2 separate regions of the Homo sapiens genome follow, and region 2 is linked to region 1. A link is a loop called in an ENCODE intact Hi-C map of the cell type or tissue named here. Cell type or tissue: endothelial cell of umbilical vein. All regions are shown on one strand.

Region 1 (8,000 bases):
AACTGCCTCTCTGTACAAGTTAATGTTTATTTGTTTAAAAACATTAAAAAAAATTTGTATCGTGGTAAAATACACATAACACAAAATTTACCGTCTTAACCATTTTTAAGTGTATAGTTCATTAGTGTTAAGTGCATTCATTATGTCGTGCACCCATCACCACCATCCATCTCCATAATTCTTTACATCTTGTAAAACTGAAGCCCTGTATCCATTATATTTGTTTAAAATTTTGTTTCGCTTCATGTTCACACCTCTGGGGTCTGGAGAGCAGACATCCTGGCAGAAAAGTCTGGATTTTAATACTTAAGCCTAGTGTTCGAAGTGGTTGTTCCAAGCCTCTGAGATTCCTTTATTCTTAAGGGAAATGATCCTGCTGTGTTTGAAATGCCATTTGTAGGAGAAGAAGGGCAACGCTTTCTGCAGAAGCACTGCTCAGAAGCCTTGCTCCCGTCTGGGTCCTCTCAGCGAGGAGCAGTCAAGAGTCAAGTGGGGAAGAAAGAGGATTATAGTGAGGAAGGGGTCATGGTGTAACTGTCCCCTGAGTTTGGGGGCTGCACTCCCTTGGAGATGGAATCCTTACTGTGAGAACATCCCTGCAGTGGGAGGGATTCCCTGGGCGAAGGGATTCTGTGTGTCGTGTTATAAATGTGGCCCCTTACATCCAGGCTTGCTGCTGTTTGTGCTTTCTTCCCCAAATTTTTATTTTTATTTATTTATTTTTTAGACAAAAGTCTTGCTCTGTTGCCCAAGCTGGAGTGCAGTGGCATGATCTCAGCTCACTGCAACCTCTGCCTCCCAGGTTCAAGCGATTCTCCTGCCTCAGCCTCCCGAGCAGGTGGGATTACAGGCACATGCCACCACACCTGGCTAATTTTTGTATTTTTGGTAGAGACGGGGTTTCGCCATGTTGGCCAGGCTGGTCTCCAACTCCTGGGCTGAGGCAATCCTTTCACCTCAGCCTCCAAACCTGCGGATATTACAGGCATGAGCCACTGCGCCTGACCTCAGTATTTGTCTTTTTGTGACTGATTTATTTTTCTTCCTATATGTCCTCCATGTTGTAGCACGTGTCAGAACTTCATTCCTTTTCGAGGCTGCATTCCACTGTATGTATATATGTTTTGCTTCTCTCTTCGTCTGTTTTTTGTTTGTTTTTTCTTGAGACTCGCTCTGTTCCTCAAGCTGGAGTGGCACTGTCTCGGCTCACTGCAACCTCTGTCTCCTGGGTTCAAGTGATTGTCCTGCCTCAGCCTACCGAGTAGCTGGAAGTACAGGCACGTGCCACCATGCCCAGCTAATTTTTGTATTTTTAGTATAGATGTTTCACCATGTTGGCCAAGGTTTCACCATGGGGTTTCACCATGTTGGCCAGGCCGGTCTTGAATTCCTGATCTCAGGTGATCTGCCCACCTCAGCCTCCGAAAGTGCTGGGATTATAGGCATGAGCCACCGCGCCCGGCCATCTTCATTTGTTGAAGAACATTTGGGTTGCTTCCGTCTTTTGTCTGTTGTGAATAATGCTGGGTGTACAAATATCTCTTTGAGTCTCTGCATTTAATTCTTGTGATTATAAACCCGAAATGGAATTGCTGGATCATATGGAAATCTCTTTTTAATTTTTTGAGAAACTACTATACTGTATTCCACAGTGGCTGCACTACTTTACAGTCCTGCCAACAGCATGCAAGGGTCCTGGTTTCTCCACATCCTTGCTAACATTTGTTTTTTTTCTGTTTTTTTTTTTTGTTGTTGTTGTTGTTGTTGATAGTGACCATCCTGTTGAGTGTAAGATGGTGTCTTATTGTGGTTTTGATTTGCATTTTCCTAATGATTAGTGATGCTGATCATCTTTTCATGTGCTTATTGGTCCTTTGCATATTTTCTTTGGAGAATTATCTACTTGCCCATTTTTATATCAACCTTCTTAATTTTATGTTGAGTTTTAGGAATTCTCCATGTATTCTGGATATTAGTTCCTTATCAGATAAATGATTTGCAAATATATTCTCTCACTCCTTGGTTTGCCTTTTCACGCCGTTAACAGTTCTCGTGTGCAGGTTATAAACGCGGCTTCTTATCTCCAGACTTGCTCTTCCTGTGCTTTAAAATAAAAAATCCAAAACAAAACATTCATTATTAGTAATGATAAAACTAACACTTTTATAGATAGAGCATTCTTTTCTCATCAGGCCACTCAATAGTAAGTAGGTAATTATTTTCCTGCTGATGGTTCTGAGGGTTGGTGGGAGCCTTACTACTGGGTGCACCACGCTGAATCTTCTTTGTTGCCAAATTCTCCATATTCTTTAGGAGAAAGCACCAGAAAGCCATAGCTGTCTGCGTACAATGACTGGGATCACAAGGCCATGACGTCTTCTAAAAACATTTTGTGACTTCTGCTTTATTCTATGTCTATATGCCTTTTAGTGTTTTGGCTGAGCCGTTAGAAAGTAAGTTGCAGATATCAGGACAGGGTCAGGGTTTGACCTGCATCCTTGGAAAGGACTGCAGAACCCAGTACCCCAGACGTCCCCTGCTGCTGGTTGAGGCAGAAGTGGAGATTAGGAGCCTAGGTCCGGTTTTGTCCCCTTTGAAGTAATGCTGGAGTGGGAGGCTCCTTACTTCAGAGTCACCCCAAGGTCACATTCATCCAGTTCTCTGATAGCAGCAGGTTTGAGAACTGCTGCCATGCTGAGTACTCACTTAGGGCTTTGTGTCCGGATGCTCCCAGGATGCATTCAAGGAGCCGGGTGGGCCTTGGTGGCGGTCGTTGCCACCAAGTGGCAACATCCAAGCTGCTTGAAGCCACCCACAACCCCACAACCAAGAGAAGAGAAGACCAAAGTCCTCAGGTAAATCACAAGTGTGAATGACTTGCAGGGTGGCACTGGGGTCCTTCTTGTTGTTTGTTGCTTGGAGCTGGGTTTATTGTTTCATTATTTGGGCAACTTGCAATTCTGCCTATTTTTCTATGGCAAAGAACACATTAAATCTCTCCTTAGATTGAATTTCCTTCCCACCCCCACCCCCAGCACAGAGCCTGGCCCTATAAGTGCTCTGTGTGGATTAATGGCTGTGAGTGAGCGAATAAATGACATGGCGCCTGGATTCACAAGCGGAGATGGCCTAAGAACGTTGTAATCTGGTAGAGGAGTGATGCCAACACCTCCTCATTCTCCTTTGAACTCTGTTTTCTGAAGAGCAGCTAAAAGCTCAAGACTGGGCTAAGGAAGTGTGCCCTTGGATGTGGTTAAGAGACCTGGGTCAGCCCAGAAAGCCACCCCCTGACACGGGGGAGGGAGCATACTTTGAGGGCTGACACCCACAGGCACACCTTCTCATGGTAGTTTTAGGGTATAACAGGCTGGAAATCCCCAGAAAGGTGGCTGCTTGGGCATGGGTGTGTCCTGGCCTGGTGTGGGCGCTTCCCCCTCAGAACACAGGCTGTGCCACGTGGGGAGCCGAGGTCCTGCCTGAGTAACCCAGGTCCCTGATTGCTGGTTTTGCTCCCTGACACCTGCAGGCCTGCCACTCCACCTCGCAAAGTCCCTGAGTGACAGCTTGCAGGTGCTTGCCTGCCTGGGGTGGATGAGTGATGTGGATGGCTGTAGGATCCTGTGAGTCCCTTGAGGATGCAAAAGTAGAGCGCGTTTTGCCTTAGAGGAATGGACTTGTTGGCTTGGGGCTTGAGGACCCTCCCAGAGGTCAAAGACTCGGTTTTATAGAAGGGAAGTGATTTCCCTGAGGACTTTGGTCTTCTCTTCTCTTGGTTGTGGGTGGCTTCAAGCAGCTTAAATTTCTCACCGCACGTTCCCCTGCGCAGAGCAGTTTGAGAAGCTGGTGGCAATGTCTCCATTACGTGCTGTGCTGGGAGCCACTAGGATTGGGGACCACTCCATGTAGTACTCTGGCACCTTTAGAAATCCCTGTGAGCTCACAGACCCTCACAGAGTAACAGCTTCTACCTTGAAATGTTCTTAACGTGGTGGTCCTGGCTGCTCCTGGAGGGCCCTAAAAGGGATGGTGCTGAGGGTGGCTCTCTCAGTCCCATCCTCTTCTGAGCTGTCTGGTCAGTGTCTTGTGTATGTATATTTTGAAGAATAAGATTCAGGTTTCAGAAGCATGTAGAGGAGAGTGAAACTGTCTTGCAGCCTGCGAAGTCGTGGCGAAATGCACTGGCCATCACTACCCAGACATCCCTCACTTCATAGCCCTGTTGGGGAATAAACACAGTCCATTCCTTAGTTGGGGCCTCAGGGGACACTTTAAAATGCTGTAGGCATTGTAGGTGTAAATCTCCGAGATTTTTTCCCTCCCCCTTCTTAGGTTATTTAAGGTACAGTTCATTTTCTATCTGAGTTTTTGTTTTGTTTTTGACTGGTAACAAGAGCATACTTTCTTTTATGGGATGGGTGGGCTTAACTGGAAGAGGGTTTTTCCCTCTCTTTTTTAGCACTTCAGAGAAGAGGCCAGAAAACTTTATGCGGGTGAGGGAGGAGGTATCCCCAAGACCTCTGGTTAGCCTGAGGTCTGCTTAGTGAGCCCCTGAATTGTTAGGGGCTGTGGGGAAACGGAAGCTCGGGAAGAGTTGGCACGTTGGGAATGCCACGTTGGCTGAAGTAGCGAGTCAGTCCTGCCTTAAACAGTACAAAAAGGAGACCTTTCCTGCCCCTTGGCTGGCTCCCAGCTCTGTTGAATTTGACCTGTACACATTTTACCAGGAAATGTTGTTCACATGAGGCAGGGGGCCAATTGGTTTTGTGTGCAGTGCTTAAAAATGCTGGAAAATTAATCCTCTCTTCATTGATGCAACCAGTTTTTTTTTTTTTTTCTTGGCCTTTACCCCCTTCCTTATTACAAAAGGAATGTGACAAAATATACATAGGCCAAATGCTACACCCTTTTAACACTTGATCAGCAACAGCTTTCAGCAGGGCCTGCATTCCAGCAAGGCTGCTGGATTCTTGGGGGGAACTCGTCTCTCCCTCACACTTTCCTGTTACATTATGCCTGGCCGATTGTGGTGAAGGGGATCTTGATCTACTGAGACAGCCATGAGATTTCTTGGAGCCTCGATTTGGAGGGAGGGAACTTGGCCAACCATGGAGAGAAGAAGCCGGCTGTGTGCCAGCCTGGAACCGGCGAGAGGAGAGAAATGGCGCACACATGGCTATCGCGTGCCACCCGGCCACCCGTGAGGGTGCCTGCCAATCCTGCAAGCACCATCTGCCTTCACACTTGCAATTTTATTTTCTTTCACATGGAAATGGAAGTTCAGATATTGTGCGATGGTCTTAGCACAGGTCTAGGTGAACTCTTGCAAATCCCTGTTGCAGCCTGGGGGCCTCAAACTGATTCCTAGGACAGAAATGGTTCTGTTTGGTGAGTGGCCCCAGGCCCAGCTGCACTGGCTGGCACTGGGTATGATGATGGGGAGGTGGTGTGGCAGAGCAGCTAGGACACAGATTTGGGGGCCATGGGTATGAGGCCCAGCTCGCACCCTTACCAAGGTGTGTGACTTGGGGCACGTTCCTTTACCAGTCTGAGCCACAGTTTCCTCTCCTGAAAAAATGAGATGACAGTAGGAACTACCCCTTAGGACTGTTTTGATCTTGAATTGAGGAAATGCATAAAAGCACATAGCATGGTGCTTGGTGTGTAGAAAATGCTCATTAAGTTGCTTCTGTTATTATTAGCTGCTCTTATTTGATCTAATTTTTCTGTTATTCTTGCCTTGTGGTCAAAAGCTAGAAGAAATAGATCTAAGATACTTTCTACATTGATTGGAATCAAGTCTCCCCTGTCCGTGAGAAGAATGAGGGATCTTGAGGGGATTTTAAATGCCAAGTTAGCTTTTTGGTACCCAAAGGTAAACTGAGTTTTCTCTCTTGTTCCAGGGCAACATGCAGGTTCTGGTGACTTACGGTGGCGATCCCATCCCTAAAAGCCCTTTCACTGTGGGTGTTGCTGCACCGCTGGATCTGAGCAAGATAAAACTCAATGGGCTGGAAAACAGTAAGTGCCTGAATGGAGAGCAGATGGGTTGTTGATGACCCCCCAACGTGGCTGCTGGTTAGATTTTCTTCAAAAGGTGAAATTTGCAGAGAAGCAAATTCTATGTTAAGAGACTTTGCAGTTGCACAGACTTTGGTTCGAATTAAGGCCGTGGTGTGAAGTAACTGTGACTGTGTCTGCCCCTTAGCCACACCGAGACTCAGCTTTCTCATTTGTACAGTGGGGGGTGGTCGGCGGGGAGAGGTTGAGAACACCCATGGGAATATTTTGAAAATTATATGAGCTAATGGTTCAGAGGCTGGCACGTAGTCAGCCCCCTGGCATTGCAGTAGGAAGTTTTCATTAAAAAGAGAATTTGGGCTATGTTGCTTTCTGATGAGTTTCTAACTGTGCCAGCTATCCTTGGCAACTGAATCCGCACTAAGGTTGCGAGTCAAGCATAAATGCCAAATCCCTGGCACTCAGAAGTCACTACCACCACACCTCTGCCCCATCCCAATGTTCCTTTAGCTTGTTAGGGATTTTACTAGTATAAGCTCATTTCGCTTATTTTCAATTTTCTGATTATTTTTTAGTAGGGAAAATTTCAAACAGAAAAGGAAAGAGAATAGTATAACATGAACACTGATGTACTTATCACTCAGCTTCAGATGTGCAACACATGCTCATAAAATGATTTTTTTATACAAGTAAAAATATATCCATTTTTCATCTAAAAAACATTACAGTTAAGGGATAATTCCACTTTAACCCTCACCTCTCCTTCTCCCTAGGGTTAACCAAAGTTTTCAATTCAGTTTCTGTTCTTCCAGATCTTCTCTCTGCATCTATACATATAGATGTGCCTGTGGAACACATTTGGCTGTATTTATTTTGCATTAAAGTTGCCCTGCTGTATAAACCTACTTCTTCGGCCTGCCTTCCAACAGTGCATCTCGGGAATCATTCACTCCTACATCTTTTCCGTCTGTGTTTACTGCTGAGTGGCTCCAGACTGGATGTACCTCAGGGCTCACATTCACCTGGTTTCAGGCTTACTGAGGCAGGGCTGAGTGCATACCCCCAGGACGGGGCCTCCTGTATTCACCTGTGAGGGTTTCTCCAGAGTACCACTAGCAGTGCCATTAGTGAGCATCTTCCTTCACTCGTGACCCAAGTGCACAAGTTGCAAGCAAGGCCAGCTCCCAGTTGCAGAGATCCAAAGTGAGAGCTCACTGTTGGCTTTTGTGGCTGGAGCAGCCAGCTCTGAGTGTGTAAACGTCCACTGCCCAACCCTGTCATGTGTCCCCTTGTCACTCCTTTCCCCAAGACACTGAGAGCTTTGACTCCAGAACAGGAAAAGCAGGGTGCCAATTAGGAAAGCCTCTTTTCCGGTGGGAAGTAGCGATCCGGGACCTCCTTGCCTGTGGTTCGGCAGTGTCCATCTTGCCAGGCCCTATGTTCCTTCAGAGTCAAGGTTCTCTGGGTTGTGGCAGGGGCCCTGTGTTCCCAGTGCTTTTGTTTTGGGTAAAGTCCTTTCCCTGTTCTTGTCTAATCTAACACTTGGGCTTCCTGCAGCCCTGCTTTGCAGAGACCTTTTGGAAACCATCACGGTACAGTCAGTTCTCAGCACTTGCTTCAATCGGCTCGCATTTGGCAGCTCTGTGACTTCTGCTTTCTTGAGGGGGAGGGGTGCCTATAAGATGGAGTTGGCTGCCAAGAATTAGTAAATAAAACATTGACTTATGAGGGTGTTTGGATATCAAGTTAACACCAAAAGTAAGTAAATAAGAGACGACAGTGTCAGATTACAACTTTCTGGTCAGCAAAGATTGTGGGGTCAGGTAAATTTCACTTTGAGTCCCAGCTTGGCAGGCTGCTGCATATGTCACCCTGGACAAGTTACTTAACCTCTCTGAGCATCAGTTTCCCCATCTGTGAAAGCCATTGGTTAATAATAAATACCCCATAGGATTGTGGTGAAAATTAAGACAATAACCTAT
Region 2 (8,000 bases), 170 kb before region 1:
AGTTTGAGACCAGCCTGGCCAACATGGTGAAATTCTATCTCTACCAAAAAATACAAAAATTTGCCAGGCAGCTGAGTGCGGTGGCTCACGCCTGTAATCCCAGCACTTTGGGAGGCTAAGGTAGGTGGATCACCTGAAGTCAGGAGTTCAAGACCAGCCTGGCCAACATGGTGAAATCTCGTCTTTACTAAAAATACAAAAATTAGCCGGACATGGTGCATGCCTATAATCCCAGCTACTCGAGAGGCTGAGGCAGGAGAATCACTTGAACCCAGGAGGCGGAGCTTGCAGTGTATCGAGATCGCGCCACTGCACTCCAGCCTGGGTGACAGAGCAAGACTCTGGCTCAAAAAAATTTAAAAAGTAAAAAGAAAAAAAAAGCCAGGCGTGGTGGCAGGCACCTGTCATCCCAGCTACTCAGAAGGCTGAGGCAGGAGAATCGCTTGAACCCAGGAAGCAGAGGTTACAGTGAGCCAAGATTGCACCACTCCACTCCAGCCTAGGCAACAGAGTGAGACTCTGTGTTAAAAAATAAAAAATAGGCTGAGTGTGGTGGCTCATGCCTGTAATCCCAGGACTTTGGGAGGCCGAGGCGGGCGTATCATGAAGTCAGGAGATCGAGACCATCCTGGCTAACATGGTGAAACCCCATCTCTACTAAAAATGCAAAAATTAGCCAGGCGTGGTGGTGGGTGCCTATATTCCCAGCCACCCTGGAGGCTGAGGCAGGAGAATCACTTGAACCCAGGAGGCAGAGGTTGCAGTGATCCGAGATTGCGCCATTGCACTCCAGCCTGGGCAACAGAGTAAGACTCCCTCTAAAATAAATAAATAAATAAATAAATAAATATGAGATAATAATAGTACCTGGGCTGGGTGCGTTGGCTCATGCCTGTAATATCAGCACTTTGGCAGGCTGAGGTGGGTGGATCACGAGGTCAAGAGTTCAAGACCAGGCTGACCAACATGGTGAAACGCCGTCTCTAATAAAAATACAAAAATTAGCCGGGCGTGGTGGCAGGAGCCTGTAATCCAGCTACTCAGGAGGCTGAGACAGGAAAATCGCTTGAACCCGGGAGGTGGAGGTTGCAGTGAGCTGAGATTATGCCATCGCACTCCAACCTAAGCAACAGAGCGAGACTCCATCTAAAAATAATAATAATAATAGTACCTGCTTAAATAAGCTAATGCATGTAAAGGGTTTAGTCAATGCTTACATGAAGCAATCTCAAACAAATATTAGTTCTAGGTGATGAAAAAGGACTCCCGCCATACCACTGTATAGCAGCCTGCTGTTTTCTCTCAACAGTAATTGATTCATTCAATAATATTTTTTGAGCACCCGTTGCATGCCAAACATAGTGCTAAGTCCTAACACTTAAACAAACAAAATCCTTGCCCTTATGGAACTTACATTTCTAGTGGAGAAAGAGACAGATAACATGCTTGTATATGTTATAAAATATGTCACAGGGCCGGGCACAGTGGCTCACACGTGTAATCCCAGCACTTTGGAAGGCCGAGGTGGGTGGATCACTTGAGGTCAAGAGTTCAAGACCAGCCTGGACAACATGGCAAAACCCCATCTCTGCTAAAAATACAAAAATTAGCCAGGCGTGGTGCATGCCTGTAGTCCCAGCTACTCGGGAGGCTGAGTCAGGAAAATCACTTGAACCTGGGAGGCAGAGGTTGCAGTGAGCCAAGACTGCACCACAGTACTCCAGCCTGGGTGACAGAGCAAGACTCCATCTCAAAATAAATTAATTAATTAAATATGTCATAGGTTAATAAGTGCTCTGGTGGGGGGAGATTCAGCATGTGTGGTGGATAGGGACCACCATCAGCGGGTTGCTATTTTATATAAAGTAGTCAAAGAAGACCTCTTTGAAAAGATGGCGTTTGAGAAGTCTGAAGGAAATGAGGGAACTATAAAATAAATATCTGGGGGAAGAACATATCTGGCAGTGGGAACAGCATGTGCAAGGGCCCCGAGACCACAGCGTGCTTGGCATATTTGAGGATGGTCAAGGAGGCCCTTGTGGCCAGCAAAGAGAGGAAGAAAGAGAACCGGAGGAGCAGAGGTCAGGGAGGTAGTGGGGACCCAATTGTGTAGGACCTTGTAGGTCATTCTGAGGATTGTAGCTATTCCTCTGAGTGAGATGGGGACCTAGGGGAGGGATGGAGGAGAGGAATGATACAATTTGACCCTCATTCGATCTCAGTACTTGTATATTGTGGTTAAAGTGGAAAGCCGCACAGTTCCTTGGACTCTATTAACCAGCATTCCCCAGCCCTGTGGGCCCCTCCCACCAGGAGTCCACAGCCTGCCTGACACGATGCAGCAACTCCCCGTAACCCCTTGCTGCCCACCACCATACCGTTTTTCTAGGTGGGAATGACATCCAGGCATACCCAGATGCTTCCAGGCTAGACCGTATTGTGCCCAGCCTTACTGTTCGCATCTCACTGGCCATGACGGCTAATAGCCACCATCGATTAAGGCCTTGTCATAAGCCAGGCCCCTCACCCCCAGAGCTCCTTTAATCCTCACAGCCACCCTGCTAGGCAGCCACTGTCATTCTCCCTTTTGCAGCTGCTACAACGATTGATTAACTTGTGCAAGGTCCTGAAGCTGGCAGGCAGGGAGGCCAGGACTTCTACCCATCCGTCAGACTCCTAAGGATGGGGACAGTGATGAACAAAGCACAGCATCCACAGTGCCTGGCACACCACAGTCACCCAGACAGCCAGATAGAAGGCTGCATGAATCGGCGCTCTTCATCCCTCCCTAAGCTCTCCCTCTGTTGAGAAAATGTCTGAGAAAGCATTCCGCACACTATAAAGCATTACACAAATATGAGCATGGCTGTGAAGATGATTAGGAGTCCGAAACCTCAGGTTCGGGTTGGGCTCCTGATTTTTCTGATGGCCACCTCCTCCTAGTCATTGGCACGTTAACCTCAAACACCTGAGCGCCACCAAACCTCAGCATATCCCTAGCTTCTCCTTTGCTTTGCCTGAAACAAAGCAAGTCTTTTATAAGCAAGGGAGAGGGCCTGTGGTGGCCTTGCTTTTGCGAACGTGCTTTCACCTCCTTCCAGTTCATTGCTTTCATACAAAATTCCAGACGCACAGCGCAGGCAGACAGAAGCCTCATTCATAGCCAGAGGTCCCTCAGGCTGGGGTTTCCACGCCTCCTTCCCCTTCCCCCTCATCTCAGTCTCCTGCTGAAGTTGCGATCCACATGAAGCCACAGAGGTAGACTCAGGGCAAAGAAGAGTTTTTAATGTTGCTGATGGGGGTGAGGAGAGGGTGGCCCTCGGAAGGCCACCACATGGCATGGTGGAAAGAGCCCTGGATTTGCTTGACAATAGACTACTGCATTCCAGATTGGTTCCACCGATTGGTAGTCAAATGAACTTGGACAAGTCATTGACCCTGTCTTCTTGGAAAGACGTGGATCTCAGAATCCTTCACAACGCTTTGCTCCTGATAGCTAGTACCTGTTCAGCAGAGTCGGCACAAGCTCACACAGCCCTTGACCTCCTGTGGGCCAAGTGAACGCCTTCTTCCTGGTTTGGTTAAGTTGGCATAGAGCTGAGCATGGTGCTGCTGGTGGTTCTACTAAATTGTATGATGGTTTAAAAAAAAAAAAAAAAAACTGTCCTTGAGGCTGGGTGTGGTAGCTTACGCCTGTAATCCCAGCACTTTGTGAGGCCAAGGTGGGAGGCCAGGAGTTGGAGACCAGCCTGGGCAAGATAGTGAAACCTCTACAAAAAATAAAAAACTTAGCCAGGCATGGTGGTGCACGCCTATAGTCCCAGCTTCTCTGGAGGCTGAGAGGCAAGAGGATCACTTAAGCCCGGGAATCTCAGGCTGCAGTGAGCAGTGATCGAACCACTGCACCCCAGCCTGGGTGACAGAGTGAGCCCATCTCAAAAACAAGAAACAAAACCAGTTCTTGAGCAAGACATACCTTTCTAATTTCCCAGTACTTTCCAGCTTTCCAAACCCTTCAGGCCCCACACCACCCTGATTTTTGTCACCTGCAAATAATAAAACTACAAACTGCACTGCACGTACACTTTTGTAAAGGCTTGAATCATTGACTTCCTCAGCCCCACACCTTCTGGTCAGCACAGGGCACTGCACTGCCACTCCAGACAGGCCTGGGCAGTGAGGAAAGGTGCCAGCCACGTGGGCTGGGGGTGGGGAAAGTGACTAATCATGAAATCCTAATTTATAATGTGTTGCTATCCTTAGTTGAGCATTAATTTGGCTCTCAGAAATAGGAGAAGGTGTGGGTGACTGGTCTGAGGAGAGTTTCTGGGCAATTAGAACAAAAACAGAAGCATGCTCTTGCACACAAAGTGGACTTTCTCTAGGGTGGTGGTATTCTCTGGAGAGCTGAACTCAGGGAGTCTTTATTATGTATACTTCTGTGTGTCTAAACTTTATACGGTGCTGGGTGCCGTGGCTCACGCCTGTAATCCCCACTTTGGGAGGCTGAGGCAGGAGGATCAGTTGAGCTCAGGAGTTTAAGATCTGCCTGGACAACACAGGCCTCGTCTCTACAAAAAAAAAATTTTTTTTAATTAACTGGGCATGGTGATGTGCACCTGTGGCCCCAGCTACTCAGGAGGCTGAGGCGAGAGGATTGCTTGAGCTGGGGAAGTTGAGATTTCAGTGACCTGTGATCAGGCCACTACACTCCAGCCTGGGCAACAGAGGGAGACCTTGTCTCAAAAATAAAATAATAATAATAATTAGAAAAACTTTACACAATGAACATATATCCCTTTTAGACCACATTTCCTGAGTCTAAGATGCCATTGATTGAAAGACAATTATTTTCTGTACTCCCCTGAAAGCAAACTGCTACAATGTGTCATCTATTAGACACATCTGCATTTTTGAGATGTTGAAATGTGAAAAAAATGTGCGTCTTCGAATTGACAGAATGAAGTAACTTTTTAAATTAAAAGATATTTTCAGCTGAGCATAGTGGCTCACGCCTGTAATCCCAGCACTTTGGGAGGCTGAGGCGGGTGGATCACCTGAGGTCAGGAATTCGAGACCAGCCTGGCCAACATGGTGAAACTTCGTCTCTACTAAAAATACAAAAATTAGCTGGTTGTGGTGGTGGGCACCTGTAATCCCAGCTACTCAGGAGGCTGAGGCAGGAGAATCGCTTGAACCTGGAGGTGGAGATTGTATTGTGGTGAACAGAGTGAGACAGAGGAAAAAAAAAAAAGATATTTTCCACTTTTGGAAAAAAATTATTTAAATTGCTTTTGCATTCCACTCTCCTGCTCAGAATGATTTCCTCAAAAAAGCCAAGGGAGTCACATTTGAAGATGAGGAAATTTTTTTTTAATGTTTATGTGCCAGTTTCTTGCTAGACCCTGTGCTTTCTCATCCCTGACCCCATGGAGGCCTCATGAGAATGATAAGCCCAAATAAAATTACCACTTATGGAAAAGGAGTAATTTTGCAAGGAAGGAAACTGAAGGTCAGATTGGTGTTCCTGATCATGCAGTTCAGTAAGTGAAGGAGAGGAGGTTCAAACTCAGCTGCTGAGCCCCCGCTCCCCTCTTCTCACCACATGCCTCAGTTCTAAAGCTGTCCTGAGAAAGGAGCCAGGTTGGAACCTAAGCCTCCTCCCAGAAGCCTGGGGAATCAAAGGGCAAAAGGGCTGAGGCCCGGGCTCTGAGGCCCACCCTGCGAATCCCGCTCTGTCTGGTGCAAAGGAAACTGACTTCCTCCATGCACACACTGCTCTGCCAATCTGAGTGACTCAGCCTCAAGATGACCTCACTGTCCTCAGTGGGCTGTTTGGCCGCCTGCTTCATGTCACTGAGCCTCAGCACCCAGCATGTCAGATATGGATTTACGAGTATTTTCTCTGCTCCACTCCTCGAATGTGGCTAGGTTTGAAAAGGTCACACTTCCCCTTGCCCTCCACCTCTCAGCTTTCTGTTGCCAGGCTGCCTCTGCCCCTCCAGCTGCTAAAAACAGCCCAAGCTGCGAAAGCTCTTTGCTCCTGCCAAGCTCTGGTTGGACCACCATCCAGGGGGAGCTGGGGGCTCAGCCTGGATTTTCCCAGTGCCTAGGACAGATGCATGGCTGGTGGAGGACGTTGCTTGCCAGCAAATTGGCAGAGTAAACTGAAATAGTAGCTCTGGGTCTGCGCTACAGCAAAGTATAATTTTCAGAAGGGGTCTCATACAAGTATAGAGTGACCACATGTCAAAGATTGATTTAATTCATTAACAAGGAAACCAACAAAAGGACAAAGCTGGTTTAAGAGATGATTTGAAAAAGTGGCTCTTTTAGTTTGCTAGGGCTGCCATAAGAAATTACCGCCAACTAAGTGGCTTAGAACAGCAGAAATCCATTCTTCTGCAGTTCATGAGGACAGAAGTCCAAAATCAAGGTGTCGGAAAGGCTGGCTCCTCTGAGAGGCACTGGAGGGAATCTGTCCATGCCTCTCCCCCAGCTCCTGATGGTTGCGGGCAGTCCTCGGCATTCTTGGCCTGCAGCAGCATCACTCCAGTCTCCGCCTCTGTGGTCACATGGCCATCTTCCTTGTGTATCTGTAGGCTCCAACTCTCTCCTTATAAGGACACCAGTGATTGGATTTAGAGCCATCTTAATCTAGTATGACCTCATTTTAACTTGATTACATCTGCAAAGTCTCTATTTCCAAATAAAGTCACATTCTCAGGTACTGGGGAATTAGGACTTAAACATATCTTTTTGCTGGGGACACAACTCAACTTTTAACACCTACATTACCAAACTCATTTCTCATTACTCAGCACCACAGACCCCTGGCTTGATAGGGGCATTTGGGGTGCTGGAAAGAACAGAGCAACAGGCAACGTTGATGTCAGCTTTGATCTGTCCCCAGCATTCTGGGATTCAGTGTCAGCCAGTGAAGGCTCAGTGAAAGACAGGGCATCTCCACCTCCGAAGTCAGTACCATGTAGGGTATAAAGAGAGACCTTGGAATCAACTTCCAGGATTCAGTTCCCAATTCTGTCCGCCACTGTGTGTGACTCCTGACATTTCTTCACCTCTCTGGGCCTCAGTTACCTCATCTGTGAAATGGGGGTGATAATGGTACACAGCCTATCAGAGAGTGCTTAGAGCAGCATATGGGAAGCTCTGAATAAATGTTTCCTGCTGACGATGATGATGATTATCCGAATCACTCTCACCTGCAGACACAGCTTTGCCGCTTTTTTGGTGAGATAGGCTGTTCCTGATGGACACGCTGGAAAATTTCCAGTCCCCAGAAAACAGGGCAAGGGCAGTTCCTGATTAGGATAAAGGAAGCCTCTCTGATGGTCACATGCCCAGGTGACTTGTAGGCAGAGGCCAGCCCTGCTTCCTGTCCCCACTTCCCAACTTGCCCTGCTTTTGTGAATGAGCTCTTTCCTAGCTCCTCATCCTGGGTCTAGTTTGGAAGGTAATTTCTCAGTCACTTTTGAGTTGACGCAGGTGGCAGTTTCCTTTATGAACACTCATAACCCAGGGTAAGCTTGACAGGGCAGTTAGAGGCCCAGAAACAAAAGTTGGGAACAACAGCCTTTCCAGCTAGAACTAGAGCTGGCTTGGTGAGAAACAGAAGGCCTCCCTGAGGTTAGAGGCCTAAGCAGACACCAGGTCTGGCCTTCCACATCCCTGCTGGGTGGAGCAAGACTGTCAGCACTTAGGAAGTGCCTTGCACGTTGATCTTTGGGAAGCGAGGGGCTCCTGTCATCTGCGTCCAGACTTCTCCATTCTCAGGTGGACCGCACATGGCCTGGCCAGGCCAGGCCAGGCCCTGAGTGGTGACTGTTGCTGCTGCTGCAGCTGCTTTTGACATTATTGTCTGTAGAATAAAGGTAGAGGCTGGTGGGACCGCTGCAGCCATTCCCTGCCCAAGCCTGACCCTAAGTGCATCTGAGAGTGCTCTGCGTTGAACCAGGAGGGGTCAGGCCCGGACTCTCTAG

What was found. Peaks named below come from ENCODE experiments on the same cell type or tissue, not always from the same donor. Only the 100,000 strongest peaks of a DNase experiment are listed, where the experiment ranks them.
Region 2: it touches region 1 in a loop (4-fold over the local background); 5 of 110 quality-filtered maps call a loop at or near these places.

Annotation. Positions count from the first base shown.
Region 1 is chr3:58,112,972-58,120,971 of GRCh38, forward strand. FLNB (filamin B) reads left to right here. Exons shown (of 46, transcript NM_001457.4): 19 at 5,901-6,018. Among named protein-coding and RNA genes, the nearest start is that of FLNB-AS1, 54 kb to the right of the region's middle. RefSeq lists a silencer at 3,372-3,521. In endothelial cell of umbilical vein, no CTCF peak of the experiment used is centred here; a DNase peak (open chromatin) is centred at 4,710; H3K27ac peaks cover 2,755 bases.
Region 2 is chr3:57,945,817-57,953,816 of GRCh38, forward strand. No RefSeq gene overlaps it. Among named protein-coding and RNA genes, the nearest start is that of FLNB, 59 kb to the right of the region's middle. In endothelial cell of umbilical vein, a CTCF peak has its summit at 4,133; DNase peaks (open chromatin) are centred at 4,185, 5,815 and 6,585; H3K27ac peaks cover 3,401 bases.